Regions from separate parts of the Homo sapiens genome. Here region 1 is linked to region 2. The links are chromatin contacts, found by Hi-C or POLR2A ChIA-PET in ENCODE. All regions are on one chromosome and are shown on one strand. Each heading gives the region's core, a stretch centred on a gene start or an enhancer-like site at or near the end of the contact. The rest is flanking DNA. Distances are from core to core; before and after follow the strand shown.

Region 1 (3,079 bases), core at 349-2,848, 290 kb before region 2:
CTGTTTTGTGTGTGTGTGTGTGTGTGTGTGTGTGTTTTGTAGATAGGGTCTTTCTCTGTCACCCAGGCTGGAGTGCTGTGGTGCGATCATGGCTCACTGCAACCTCTACCTCCTGGGCTCAAGCAATCCTCCCGCCTCAGTCTCTCGAGTAGCTGGGACCACAGGTGCACACCACCATGCCTGGCTAATTTTTGTTTGTTGGTTCATTTTTGTAGCGACAGGGTCTCCCTATGTTGCCCATACTGGTCTCAAACTCAGCTCAAGTGATCTGCCCGCCTCAGCTTCCCAAAGTGCTGGGATTACAGGCATGAGCCACTGCGCCCAGCCCGGCTTTCTCATCTGTAAAATGGGTTGACAATGCCCACCCAGATAATGGTTGAAAGGACTCGTGAAACCACGTAGGAGGCACAGGCAGACAGGCACTTGTGGGGGTCCATGAATGAGCCTCAGTGCCAGCTCCCCCAGGCCAGCTTCCAGCCTTCACACTGTCTGGGCCAGAGGAGTCTTCCTAAAACAGAGGACTGTGTGGAGCACTTCTCCACAGAGAAGCCTCTTGCCTCAAGTCAGTGACACTGTCCTCCAGCCCCACCCAACTGTACATGTGCCCAAGCTCATCATACTTTTCCTCAAACCCTGTCTGTCAGGAAAACTCCTACTCACCCCGCAAAACTCCATGTGAGATGCCCACTCGCTCATCTAAAATGCCTCACAGGATTACTCTAAGAACCAAAGAAGAATATACATGTGTGAACACATGGGCATGGTTGCCAAGTGAGGGGCATCACATTCATGACTGTCCCCATTACTTATTAGAGCAACCATAACCAAGAATGCAGCGGTGGGCAGGAAGTGTTACTGGGGATAGGAATTAGCAGGAAGTTTTTCTGGCTTGGAATTTAAGCCCAACTTTGGCAGATGGCAGAATTTTCAGAGAGGAAAGGAGGAAATTGGAGGCTAGTGTGGCAGTGTTAAATATGGCTGCAAAGTCCTTGGTCCTTCTCCCATTGAAGCGTGGGCCCTATGGCCTCTCCTCTTGAATCCAGGTGGGCTTGTGACTACTTCAGCCAAGACAATGCGGCAGAAGTGTTGTTGGGTAACTTCCAAGGCTCACTCATAAAAGACCATATGGCTTATAACTTGGAGTCCTAAGTTGCCATCTAAGAAGGAAGTTCAACAACCTGAGACTTCCATGCTGTGAGGAAGCCCAAGCTCCATGAGGAGTCACATGGGGGTGCACTGGTTGACAGTTCCAGCCTTCCAGCCAGCCCAGCCCAGGCACCAGCCATGCGAATGCAGAAGCCATCTTGGAAGTGGATCCACCAGCAGCAGGTGTCCCGGCCCCCAGCCATTTGAGTTGTCTCGGGTGAGCCACTGAACCACACAGAGTAGAGTGGAGTTGTCCCTACTGTGCCCTTTCAGGACAGAATTCCTGAGCGTAATAAAGTGGCTGTAGTTTTAGTCACTGTTTTGGGGCTGTTTGTTATGCAGCACTAATTAACTAGAACAGGTGAGAAGATCAGAACTTCCTGGTGCTTAAAGCCAGCCACACAGCCCCTCGAAGCAAGATTGTCTTAATCTGGAAGTCAGTCCCAAGAACAGGTTCTCCCCAGTGCTCTCAGCATTCCCCACCCCAGCCTGGCCCATAAGCAGTGCTTGGGGCATGCGGGGTTGCTGGAGCACTCCCAAGCCACTCCCAACACCTGGAAGGAGCCTCCCCTCCTCAGGATTCTCAGCGGCGTTTGCAGCTTGGATGACTGTGGACCCAGAAGCTCTGGGGAGTTATCCAGGTTCTATGTGGCATGAGTATCCCTCTGTGCCTCAGTTTTCCACCCATGGAATAGGGCACGAAACTCATAATCTCTCTGATCCCTCTCGGCTCCTACCCCACCTTCCTGGAGGCCTTGTTCATTCTCATGTGTGTCTCCCCCACATCCTCTTACCCATGTGACTCTGCCTGCCATGAAAGCAGGAGTCATGACTGCAGTCTCACGGTTGAATGTTCTGCACCTGGCACCCAGCCTAGGCCAGAGGATGGATGCCACACCACTGGTGTTTTCTGAATGAATCAATGAGTCAGTCAATAAATGGAGTGAATGAATGAACAAAAGAAAGAACTCTTTCTATACTCACTCGATCCATTAATGTCCCCTCCCATACAATAAAGATTCCCTTATAGCAGCCCTAGGAGTCTACCCTTGCATGCCTCACATGACAGGGAACTCACCACCTTTCAAGATAGCCTATTTCCTGTTGGGGCAACTCAGGTCAGAGAGTATTTCCCTGAGCTGGCCTCATCCCTGGCCCCTCCCCAGGAGAGTGGCTGGGGGAAGGAGTGCCGGGGGGCAGAGGAAGGAGCCCTCAGTCCCCATGGTCCACAGAGCTTGCGTCTGGTGAGTGCTGAGAGCAGGTGGAGGGACTCCAGAGCTCCAGAAACCCCTTGGCTCTCTCTGTGCTGGGCCCAGCTGAAGTCCCAGGGTGGGCGGGGGCAAGACAGTGAGTCCTGCTCTGCCCAGGGCCCAGCTGGGATAGGGCCAGCGCACCAGGAGGTCCACAGAGGCAGAGAAAGCAACCGAGCGGGAGCGGAGCTGGGGCAGGACAGGTGGTCTGTGCTGTTTCCATGGCTCCGGTGCCTCTGCCTGCCTCACTGGCCTGGGAAAAACAAGCCGGGCACTGAGCAAACAGCGCCTGTGACCGCCCCGGACAAAGGCTGGGCTGTTTAGGCAACCGGACGGCCAAATGGGCCTCCCTGGCGGAACACCGGTTTAGACTGGGCCCGTCGGGGCTGAGTTGCCAGGCCCCACAGCCTGTCCCTTGGGTCTCTGGGGAACAAGCTGGGGCTGGCGGTGGGGACAGGGAGTGGAGGGGAGAGGCTGGGAGGGCCGGGGCAGGCACTACCCCAGTTCTGCCCTCTGGCACCCAGTTCCCTTGCCCAGCCATTCAGGAGAATGAAGACAGCAGGATCTCAGCGGATAAAGGAATAGGGTTTCTCTGTCCAGCCACAGTGACTGGGGCTCAGCAGCAACATATCCCGTGGGACTTCCACCCTCCCAAGGGGCACCCCCAAAGAGTGACCAGTCCT
Region 2 (3,111 bases), core at 511-3,010:
TTGCATTGCTATGAAGAAATACCTGACGCTAGGTAATTTATAAAGAGGTTTAATTGGCTCACAGTTCTGCAGGCTTTTCAGGAAGTATGGTGCTGGCATCTGCTTCTGGTGCAACCTCAGGAAGCTTAAGATCATGACATAAGGTGATGGGGAGCCAGTATATCACATAGTGAGAGCAGGAGTAAGAGAGAAGGGGAGGTCTTAGACTCTTAAATAACCAGATCTTGTGTGAACTAAGCAAGAACTCATCACCAAGGGGATGGTGCTGAACCATTCATAAGGGATCTGCCCTCACGACCCAATTACTTCCCACCAGGCCCCACTTCCAACATTGGGATCACATTTCAACATGAGATTTTGAGGGGACACACATCCAAACTACAGCAAATCCTATTGGGGGCAGAAATGAATCTGCCATACATAGGCCACACCTACTATGTGCTGACATGATACAGGGAGAGGAGTATCAGGAATGACTGTTGGGGATCCCTCTGCCATTCTCCCATGAGCAGACATCCCCAGGATGAGCTGAGGGGAATGCAATGAGCAGGCCAAACTCTTTCCAAGCTGTTTGACCACACCCACCTACCCCAGCACTCTCAGCCCCTGCCTGGTGCCCTGTGCTGAGCTGGGTGAGGCTGGGGAGACTGGTGAGTGAGGGCTGCCCTGCCCTTTTTGAGCCCCCAGTCTTCTGGTGAAGGAACATAGCAACATGGAGTGATTGGTATGGATGATGCAAAACCAGGGACATGGGACCCAGAAGTGCCCGAGCCAGCCTGGAAGGCCTCTGCCCTGGGCCCCGGGTGGCTGTTTGCTGCACAGCTCTCCCCACAGCCTGCCCCAAATAAACAGCTTATCTTCGTCCCTGAAAATGGTGCTCTCGAGTTCCATCCTTTTCAGAGCGGGTCCTCCCAGACTCCTCTTCCTGCATCCTCCTCCATCCCGCTTAGTGACACTTTGCCGTGGGTGGAGCCCCTCATTTGATCCTCAAGCCCCCGAGGTGGGTATTATACCTCGTTCGCAGGCAAAGGCTCAAGCGAGGTCAGTCTTAAGTTGCTGCCCACTGACCCGTCTACCAGTCCTGTCCTTGCGTCTCCATGGCTCAGGTCAGGGTTATCCTATCTGCTTCCCACCTCTCTCCAACACATGCACTCCCCAAGGCAGGCTCCATCACCGGGCCCCAGCCCCTGGCTCTCTCCTCCAACGCAGCTCCCCAGCCGGCCTGTAAAACCGAGGACAGGCTCCCGCCACGCCCTCGGCGGTCCTCAGGCCTTGGCGGTTGGGGAAGCCCGCCAAGGGCGACGGTTCCCCTCCAGCCCCACAGGCTGTGCAGCTCCGGCAATGAGTCTCCCTCAGGTCTCTGGGTCAGCCGGCGCCCCAGTGCGTGCCTCGGGGGCAGGGATCCCGGCTTTTCACTACTGTTAGTAACAGCTCGCGCGCGCTGCTTCACAGCAGGTGGGTGAGCCTACTTTTAGTCTTCCCATCGACACCCTTAGATGGCAGTTTTAACTTTCTCCCTACACACAAGGAGCTGCTATACATGGTTCCGGCTTGACGCGGATACCTAGTGACACTTGGCGGCCAGGCCGGGCAGACTTCCGGGTGGGTGATCCCTGGCGCTGTGCGGAGCCATTCGCTGCGCTGAAGCAGTGCGCATGCGCACTGGACGCTTCTTACCAGCGTCCTGACTACAATACCCAGGACGCACCCAGCCCGCCGCCTCTCGGAGCCCTTTTCAAACCGACCAATCGGCAACCCGCGTCTCCCGGCGCCGCGTTTAAATCCGTGCCGGAGGCGCGTCCTGCATCGTCTGCCGCTTTGGGTAAGGTGGGGTCAGGGTCGGGGGCGAGGCTTGCCCGGTGGGCCCGGTGCGGCGCGGTGCCCGCCGTTTTCGGGACGGGGAGGGGCCGCGCCCCGCCAGGAGCCGGGCCTGGGCTCGAGCAGGGGTCACTGAGGCCCCTCGCGCCGTGGTCGGGGATGCCGGGAGGTCTAGGGCTGCCCCCCAGGCAAACAGAGCCCCCAACACTCTGGCCCAGAAGCCGAGAATTCCGTTATCTCGTCTGATGGCGTTCGGGCTGACTCCCGGCCTGGCGGCACTCGGGCCCTGGGGTCCCCTGGGATGCGATCATTTCAGAGCGGCCCCCGCGCCGCCTCTCCCAGACCTGGCCGCGGCCTTCAGCTCTCTCTGCCTCTGTGAGCCGAGGGCTGAAGGAAGCCGGAGCCCTGGGCCCTGACACGTACTCACTTTCTGGCCCCGTTCCACCCTGCAGTGACTTCTGACAGCTCTCTCCATGGAAGGAGGCGGCGGCCGCGATGAGCCTTCAGCCTGCCGGGCAGGGGACGTGAACATGGATGACCCTAAGAAGGAAGGCAAGTCCTTGCTGCTGCGGCGCTGTTGTTGTTCAGGATGTTCAGTAGAGATGGAGGGTGATTTAATGTTTCCCTGAGAAATTCTTTCTCAAGTGCTCGACTTGTACTCTGCACCTGTGAAACACATGACATCTGCCTTCGTTTTCTGGTTTTCTTTCACCTCCTCCCCATTTTAAGTTTCATCACAGCCAGGATTCTCATCCGTTTTATTTACCGCAGTGCTCCCATGCCCTGAACAGCACCTAACACTTTGTGGGCTCTCAAATATTTATTGTATTGAATTCGATGTTTTCTTTTTTGTTTGTCGCTGGTTTCTGTTTGCTAAGACTTATTTAGGATCTTTGAGACCATGTTAATGAGTAAGCCTGGCCCCAAACCCCTTTCTTCTTGTGTCTTTGACTGGTTTGGGTATCAAGGTGAGGGTACAGCTTCACAGAATGAGTTACAGGCCACACCCTCTTTTTCTCTCAAAGCGTTTTTATTTATTTATTTATTTATTTATTGACGGAGTCTCGCTCTCTCACCCAGGCTGGAGTGCAAAGGCGTGATCTGTACTCACTGCAACCTCTCTCTCCTGAGTTGAAGGGATTCTCCTGCCTCAGCCTCCCTAGTAACTGGGATTACAGGCACCCGCTGCCACACCTGGCTCATTTTTGTATTTTTAACAGAGACGGGGTTTTGCCATGTTGCCCAGGCTGGTCTCGAACTCCTGAGCTCAGGCAATCTGCCTGCCTCGGCCTC

What was found. A loop is a pair of places that touch in the nucleus more often than their neighbours do. ChIA-PET counts read pairs that join two places held with the same protein, here RNA polymerase II (POLR2A). Pooled maps may share reads with other maps.
Region 1: a map of mammary epithelial cell shows a loop between it and region 2 (5-fold over the local background). The contact joins the enhancer-like site here to the promoter of GTSE1 in region 2. A Hi-C loop is called at or near these places in 11 of 168 maps with a recorded cell type or tissue (CD4-positive, alpha-beta T cell, CD4-positive, alpha-beta memory T cell, CD8-positive, alpha-beta T cell and 8 more), 5 of 37 single-sample maps with no recorded cell type and 16 of 50 pooled maps. POLR2A ChIA-PET finds 5 or more read pairs at or near these places in 7 of 52 experiments (CD8-positive, alpha-beta T cell, MCF 10A, PC-3 and 4 more).

Annotation. Positions count from the first base shown.
Region 1 is chr22:46,008,678-46,011,756 of GRCh38, forward strand. It overlaps the pseudogene LOC730668. Among named protein-coding and RNA genes, the nearest start is that of WNT7B, 33 kb to the left of the region's middle. Within about 2 kb of position 1,599, at least 3 of the 41 ENCODE cell types and tissues checked have a DNase peak (open chromatin) inside an H3K27ac peak, as active enhancers do; they include PC-3, where a contact is called at or near this core.
Region 2 is chr22:46,295,110-46,298,220 of GRCh38, forward strand. It overlaps GTSE1 (G2 and S-phase expressed 1), which reads left to right and starts at 1,761. Exons shown (of 12, transcript NM_016426.7): 1 at 1,761-1,822; 2 at 2,271-2,370. The coding sequence starts at 2,292. GTSE1-DT (GTSE1 divergent transcript) reads right to left here and starts at 1,551. Exons shown (of 1, transcript NR_024009.1): 1 at 34-1,551. RefSeq lists a silencer at 1,819-2,018 and an enhancer at 2,169-2,278.